2 separate regions of the Homo sapiens genome follow, and region 2 is linked to region 1. Evidence: read pairs that join two places in POLR2A ChIA-PET (ENCODE). Cell type or tissue: CD4-positive, alpha-beta T cell. All regions are shown on one strand. Region 1 overlaps SLC1A2 (solute carrier family 1 member 2). Region 2 overlaps LOC105376626 (a long non-coding RNA gene).

Region 1 (4,000 bases):
GCCATTTCTGTGTTAACTCAAAGCCCTAGAATATATTTGAGTCCAGAGATCTCATCTGGACTTATCTGTAAGTCTTATTTGACCCCTCTGTCTTAATTTTGTCATATACATAATTCAATCTACCAGCTTTTGCTGAACACCTATTAGGTGCCTGGCATTGTACATGTCATTATATAGAGGATTCAAATAAAAACAGGACATGTTCCTTGCTTTGATGTCATAATTTAAGAGTCAACCTGATAAGTCACTCGGCGAGAAACTATCCTCAGCATAAATTTGAGACTTTACGAGTTGAGCAGGAACAAGCCTTTCTTCCAAGGCACTTGGGATGAAGGCTTTTCACCTCAGTTGCTAAGGAATTAAGTGGTGTTGATGACCCGGTAGCCAACATACCACATCATCACCACTTCCAGGCTGTTGAGGAGACGTGGTGCTGCTGGAATGACTTCAGGAAGTGCATAAAAATTCAAGTCATGATCACTTGTGGTAATTAGAAGCCCTAGTTGCTTTTGGCAAGGTCACTAAACATTAGTTGGAGCTTCTGGTGGACTTCAGGTTTCCTGATCCTTTCCTTGTGCTTTGTTTAGGCTTCTGTCCAAAGCCATCTCCATGGGAGATGCTTAAGCTGATAAGGTCCTGCCACTCGCTGTCAGAGGCACCTCCCAGTCCCTGCAGACTTGGGTCCCCTTAGTACCTCCAAATCACTAGTCTCTCAAAAATTCTTATTAAACACCTAACATGGACAGGGCCCAGGGATAGATGTATGGCCCTTCCTTCACAGAGTCTAAGGCCTAGTGGGAGAGGCAAACCATATGAATGTGATGAATTGTGCAACGTTAAGATCTCAGAGGCATGAAAAGTAGATTGGGGGCTCAGGAAAAGATTATTCGAAGAGACAACATCAAAGAGTCACTTAAGATTTCAGGTTCGAATGTGCGAAGTAAAATATTCCCCAAACACCACGAACTGCATCTGTGTATGGAAAAGGTGGGAAGAGAATGGATCGTGCAAGAGGATGTATTGCACTTGTGGACTGTGCCATATCAGCACAAAGCCCTGTGAACCAGCCTGTCTCCACAAGCTACCAGAGTGATAAATATACATTCTTCTCTTAAGAAGAAATTCTCCTGGTGAGAACATTACCCTTCAGGGGTGACTGGATGGCTCAGTTTATCACTTGTAAATTTAGCAGATCAAACTAGTTGAGAAGCAGTTGGGCAGTCAGTAAACTGACTGGACTGCTGGGATCAACAGGGACTGGATGTTTAGTTCACTTTCAATAGCCACAAATTTAGCAGCTCATTAGAAGGAACCAAAGTAAAGAACTGCACAAGTCCTCTGGGAGGCCTTGAAAGGCTTCCATGGGCGATGGAAGCCATTTAGAGGCATGGTGTTGCTGAGCCTTTTAAACACGTGATTAGCTAAAGAGAGAAAGATGTTACTTTGGTCTGCATTTCTCTAGGGCAGGAGGAAGTGAGGAAGGGAGGAGCAGAACACTTCAGCCTACATCTCAGGAAGGGAGGCTGAGAAGCAGTGTCTGGCTGAGCATGCTGCTTCTCTGAGCAGATTTCTAGAAGCAGCAGAGGTGTGGGTGTGGACAGGAAACTCTCTATGTCTATCACCTTCTGCTGAGGCTTTTTGTAAACAACAAATGAGATAGTGTAGCATAAGGTCTGGTACTACCTTAGTTTCCCATTGTTGCAGTAACAAATGATCACAAATCAAGAGGCTTAAGACAAGACAACTTATTATCATATAGTTCTGGAGGCCAGAAATCTGAGTTGGGTCTCACTGGGCTAAAATCAAGGTGTCAGCAGGGCTGCATTCTTTTCTGGAGGCTCGGAGGAGGAGTCTGTTTCCTTGCCTTTGCCAGTTTCTAGAAGCTTCTCACATGCCTTGGCTCCTGGCCCTTTCCTTTATCTTTAGAGCCAGCAACATTGGGCTGTGTCTTTGTCATGCTGCCATCCTTCAGTTCTTTCTTTTCTGTTTCCCTTTTTCATGCATAAGAACCCCTGTGATTCCACTGGTCCCACCTGGAGAATTCAGGCGCATCTCCCTATCTTGAGGTCAGCTGATTAGCAACCTTCTTTGCAACTGCAGCCTTAGAGCCCCTTTGCCATGTAATCTGACACATCCACAGGTTCTGGGGATTAGGACATGGACATTTGTTGGGGCATTACTCTACCTATCACTGGTACAGAATAAAAAGTCAATAAATGGTTCTATTCATTACCAGTACTCCCTACCACCTTCTTTCTCTACTGTGAAATTACCTATGCCCTTCAGTTTTTCAAAGGCAGGGCAGAAGCCTCAGCTCTGGTAGAATCTGACGTGCTGGAGGTTGAAAGTGAGAAAGGCAGTCTTTGATGGGCTTAGGGGAGTGGGGAAGTGACCAGCCCTTACCTGGAAGGTTGTGTGCAGGTCTGGGAGGCACAGGCAAGTAAGTAGCTTGAGGTGCTTTAACCAGGATAGTGACAAACTTGGGAGAAGAGAAAACCCTGAGCAGAAACTTCATATGCCTCAAAGGTTGGTAGATGGAGAAGGGATTCAGCTTCATTTTCTGTAAGTGTCGTGATTAAGTGTGTGCACCTTGTTCAGGCCAAGCTGGGTTGCCATCCCAGCTCATCTACTCACCAACTGCCTGACTTGGAGCAAATGTGCTCCTCTCTCTGACCTCCAGTTTTTCATCTATAAAGAAGGACTAATAATAGTAGCTATCTTGTGAGAGTGTTGTGGGAAGTCAATGAAATAATGCATGTAAAGCATCCAGTACATTGTCTGATGGCAACTGTTATTATTAGGTAGCTCCACAGGATAGAAAAATAACCTGTGGGTAAAAGCTGCAGGGAAACAGATATAGGCTCACCATAAAGGAAGGGCTTCTTAATAGTCAAAGCTATCCAACGGCGGGATGGTTAGAGTAGAAGTGATAAGCTGCCCTGCACTGCAACTGTTCAGGCATTGACCAGACATTGGTATGTGGATTAGCTGCAACAGTGTCATCTGGGTGCTTTTGCAAAAGCCCAGAGGTCTAGGCCCCATCCAGATGTGATGAATTGGAATATTCAGGGATGGGGCTTGGAGATCTGTTTTGTGCTTTGTTTTGTTTGTTTTTATTTAATATGCTGTTTTTTAAAGAGTAGTTTTAGTTTTACAGGAAAATTGAGTGGAAAGTACAGAGAGTTCCCATATACCCCTGCTCACATTCAGGTGCAGCCTCCCCAACTGTCAACATCACCCACCAGAGTGGTACATTTATCACAAGCGATGAACTTACATTGATACCTCATTATCATGCAGAGTGCTTAGTTTACATTAGGGTTGGCTCTTGGTGTTGTACATTCATGGGTTTGGACAAATGTATGATGATGTGTATTTACCATTATAGTAACATACAAAGTATTTTCATTGCCTTAAAAAATCCTCCGTGCTTCACCTATTCAGCACCATGCCCCTCCATAGTTTTGCCTTTTCCAGAATGTCATATAGTTGGAATCATACAGTATGTAGCCTTTTCAAATTGGCTTCTCCCACTTAGTAATATGCATTTATTTTTCCTCCATGTCTTTTTTTGGATAGATAGTTCATTTCTTTTCAGTGCTGAATAATATTGCATTGTCTGCATGTACCATGGTTTATCCATTTGCCCACTGAAGGATGTCTAGGTTGCTTCCAAGTTTTGGGAATTATAAATAAAGCTGCTATAAATATCCCTGTGCAGTGTTTTGTGTGGACATAAGTTTTGGAGATCTGTATTTTTAACAAGTGATCCAGAGACAGAGTTGGGGCCACTAGACCAGATAATCATTTGTCCAGAGGCTGAGAGGGGACAGGAAGACTCTCTAGTCCAGAAATTCTAGGGTTCCATGACTGTTGTATGTAGCTCTTGGATCAGGCTCTGGTTTGGACTAGGTGTTAACTTTCTTCTCTCTGGGATCCTTCCCATCCCCCAACAGCAAAATCACTCTTTTGGCCAAATGTTCAGTGTCGATGTCTATTG
Region 2 (4,000 bases), 290 kb after region 1:
GACAGAGGTGCCTCAGACTCCATGATAGAAATATTGGATGTCAAAAGCAATGCTCTCAACAGCACAAGGTTCTGTCAAAGACAGTGCAATGAGAGCCAGCTTCCCCCACCCCTAATAAAACAGGGCCTCCTCAATCCCAGTCACACACAGAGACAGCCTCAACATACATGCCAAAAGGATGGACAATGATACTCGATCACCACCACTGCCATTGCTGCTGTTACTTTGTATGAGATGAGCAGAGCACTCCAGTCTGAATGTTTGGGTGCCCCCACATTCATATGTTGAAAGCTAATTACCAAGGTGATAGGTAGGAGCTAATTACCAAGGAAAGGAGAGGAGGTGATGGTTAGGAGGTGGGGCCTTTTGGGAGGTAATTAGGTCACGAAGGTGGAGCCCTTATGAATAAATTAGTGCCCTTGTAAGAGGCCTTGAGAATTGCCTTGCCCCTTCCATCCTGTGAGGACACAGTGAGAAGGTGTCATCTATGACAAACTGGACCCTCAGCAGAAAAAAAATCTACCCACACCTTGATCTTGAACTTCACAGCCTCCAGAACTGTGAGAAAGAAATTTCTGTTGCTTACAAGCCACCCAATCTATGGTGTTTTGTTATAGTAGCCCGAATGGTCTAAGACAATGGACAATATCTCATATCTACAATAGTATAAATATATTTTCAAGCATCTTTTACTTCACTTATGTATTTATATATCATAATCCAGTAAGGCAGGAAGGGCCAACAACATTAGTCCTATTTTATGGATTTGGAAAATGAAGTACATGCCAGTACTATCATGTTAGATCTTGCGTTACTACTGACAATGACGATGATAGTCATAGATGTCAAATTATCAGATCCTCTCTCCAGAAATCTTTTAATTTACTCATTATTTTTAAGAGATATAGTCTTGCTCTTTTGTCCAAGCTGCAGTGCAGTGGCACAATCATAGCTCACTACAGCCTCAAACTCCTGGGTTCAAACTCCTCCTGTCTCAGCCTCCCAAGTAGGTAGGACTACAAGCTTGCACCACCAGACCCGGTGATTTTTTTCTTTTTTGTAGAACAAAGGTCTTGCTATGTTGCCTATGCTTATCTTGAACTCCTGACCTCAAGGGATCCTCCTGCCTTGGCCTCCCAAAGTGCTGGGATTAAAGGCATGAGCCTCCTGGCCCTGAAATATCTTGAAAGCACAGCAAGAACAATAAGAGTTCATATTTATTGCACGTCTCCTATGTGCTTTGAATGTATTGAAGTAGATGCAATTGTCCTTATTTGAAAGTTAAAGAAACTGAGGTTCAGAAAGATTAAGTATATTGCCTACGACCACATCATTAGTAAGTGATTGAACCAGGATGTGAATCCATGCAGTCTGACTCCAAAGTCATGCACTAGACTAATAAGTGACACCTCTGTTAGCCCATTTTTTAAAGAAAACTCCATTAGAATATGTCAACAAGACCCTTAGATCTTGTTCTTATAACATTTATAGCACTTTTTAGTCTGAGAGTAAACATCATACCTGCTGAGGACAGAAGTGGCTCTTCACTAATATTTTCAGCTCAGAGTGAAAAGGTGGGAGAACTCAAAGAGAAGAGTGTTTAAGTCCATCCCATAGTCCTAGATGGCTTAAAGGACTTGGGTAAACACTCAGCTGTGAAACATTAACAAAGCTCCCAGCCTTGGTGGGTTGCTTCACCTGGGTATGCCAGGCCAACAGAAGTATCTGTAGTAGCCTGGAAAATATCAAGGATCTAATAAATCAACTGATGCTGAAAACAAGCTTGACTTCCTTCCGCAATGTGTATCTCTGCCATCGCAGTCTTCACAGCACGGCAGACACTAAAATGTGACAGGAAACCCAATCGTCTAGCCTAGCGAGTTATTTTCAAAGCGTTGCTAGGGTGATGGGGAGGGAAGGCACATCACAGACAGACAGAAAAATCAAAGGTTTGATAAAACTTGGTGTCATTCAAGTGATATCCACAGACATTTGAAAGGTGCTCTGCTCACATGGACAACGTGGAGGAAATTCAAGGACGATGGTCATGACAGCCTCCATCCTCTTTCAGCACCTTCTTCCCTTGGAAAGTCCTCTCTCTGACATTCACGGCCTCAACCACCATCCATCTCCAGTGCTGTTCCCCCACCCCGGAAGTGCCTCCCATATAATTCTGTCCCGCTTCACTAAATCCCTGGACTGCTTTTTTTTTTTTTTTTTTTTAATTAGAAAAGGAATTTTAAAATTCATTTTTCCCCACAGCTGTTTAGTCCTTCAAAATATTAGTTACTAAATCAAAACTGATGAAATAATTTATGATTTATATGCTATTGGGTGATAATGACTTAATAAATTAATACTGTCAGAGAACTTTTGAAATTTACCCTAACAATAACTAATGGAATTTTCTAGCTCCCTGGGAGGGTGGTACGGTGGAGATGTTTAGTGCTTCCTCTCATCCCATTCTCCTCTCTTTTTGGAAAGGGTCATGTGCCTGTGGTCTGTGTGTCACATGTAGACCAAGGCATTTAATTGCCAGTGAGTGACCCTCCAGTATGCTCCCTCTCTGCTATGACAATGGTGAAGTTTTTTTGTTGAAATGAAGGTGTTGTTAGGTTAAAGCAGCCTGCATCACTGAGCCACCATGTGGAGGCAAGTATCTTAGAGAATCATTCCAGGCTACAATGGACTTTGGATGAAACAGTAATAAAATTCCTTTATGTTAACCCACCAACATTTTTTGGTCATTTTTTATAGCAACATAATCTAGCATATTCTGACAGATAAAGCTAGTAATTTTTGATCACTTCAAATCACAATCCACAGTTTGATTCTGATAAAAGACAAAATTACTAAAAATTACTTAATTAACCAATCAAGATCTACATAACTAGATTTGTTGTGTAGATCTTAATTGGCTTTAATTTGCCATTCTAAAATTGGGCAGCATGTCAGACCAAAAATGCTCTGCCTCACCACATGTGCAGGTTGTATTTCTCTCCAGAGAAAAGGCAGTGACATACAAAAAAATGGAAGTGAGGTACAGAGGCAGACTGATTGGTTACAGCTTGTGTCTGTCTTATTTGAACCTAGTTTGAACAGTTGGCAGCCATGATTGGCTAAAGCTCAGCTGCTGTAATTGGCTGAGAACAGTTTGGCAGCTGTGATTGGCTGAAGTTCAGCTGCTGTAACTGGCTGAGACTCAGCTATATGTTACAAAGGCAAATTCCTAAATTAGGTTTTCAATTTGTTTACATACTAAATTAGGTTGTAGTTCATTACGTAAGACTTGGAGAAGGCTTCTTAAGCCCAAATTTAGTTTAACAGTTCCTGTCTACTGTTAGGAGAAACGTGCTCTGCTTATTAGCTGTGTGGCTTTGGACGAGTTATTATACTCCCCAGAATGAGTCTATGTCTTCCTCTGTAGGTAGCTGGTCCTTTTCAGCTATAAGATTCCACTTAACTGGCAATCCAAAATTACATGGTATCTGCTCCCTAAAAATAACTATTGTATGCAAAGACCAAGCAATTTGTCCCCAAACAAGCAGAGATGTTTAACCCAAGCCAAATACTTTTTACCTGTCATCTCTCTGAACAGGAGGGTCAGGATCCCAGGTTGCCAGTAAAAAAAGCACATGTTTTAAAAGGTCTGAGATTGAACTAAGAGGCCACACGACATCTCATTATCCTCTAGAATTGGTCATTCTGCGCCTCTGAGTTATCAAGATTTATCAAATTAGAGCTGTTCAATTTGGGAATCAGGTAGCCTTTCTCAAAGTTTGTTTTTTGTCTTTGGGGAAAGTATCCGTTAATGTATGAAGACAAGAGGGTCACATGTGAAACAATGGTTCACAGCCCTTTTAACATATCTCTTCAAAGCAAAAGCTTTTCTTGGATGTATGTGTGGTGTGTGTGTGTGTGTGTGTGCGCTTGCCTGTGCACACGTGTGTCTGGTACTATTAGCACCCACTGATCTAAAAATGCAGTATTAGAAAAACTA

What was found. ChIA-PET counts read pairs that join two places held together with the same protein. Peaks named below come from ENCODE experiments on the same cell type or tissue, not always from the same donor. Only the 100,000 strongest peaks of a DNase experiment are listed, where the experiment ranks them.
Region 2: POLR2A ChIA-PET joins it to region 1 with 6 read pairs; 3 of 35 experiments call an interaction of 5 or more read pairs at or near these places.

Annotation. Positions count from the first base shown.
Region 1 is chr11:35,328,664-35,332,663 of GRCh38, reverse strand. All of the region lies in intron 1 of SLC1A2 (solute carrier family 1 member 2), which reads left to right. Among named protein-coding and RNA genes, the nearest start is that of SLC1A2-AS1, 49 kb to the right of the region's middle. RefSeq lists an enhancer at 1,719-2,278. In CD4-positive, alpha-beta T cell, no CTCF peak of the experiment used is centred here; a DNase peak (open chromatin) is centred at 1,533; H3K27ac peaks cover 2,706 bases.
Region 2 is chr11:35,043,279-35,047,278 of GRCh38, reverse strand. All of the region lies in intron 2 of LOC105376626 (a long non-coding RNA gene), which reads left to right. Among named protein-coding and RNA genes, the nearest start is that of CD44-DT, 93 kb to the left of the region's middle. In CD4-positive, alpha-beta T cell, no CTCF peak of the experiment used is centred here; DNase peaks (open chromatin) are centred at 308, 1,878, 2,570 and 3,098; H3K4me3 peaks cover 736 bases; H3K27ac peaks cover 2,646 bases.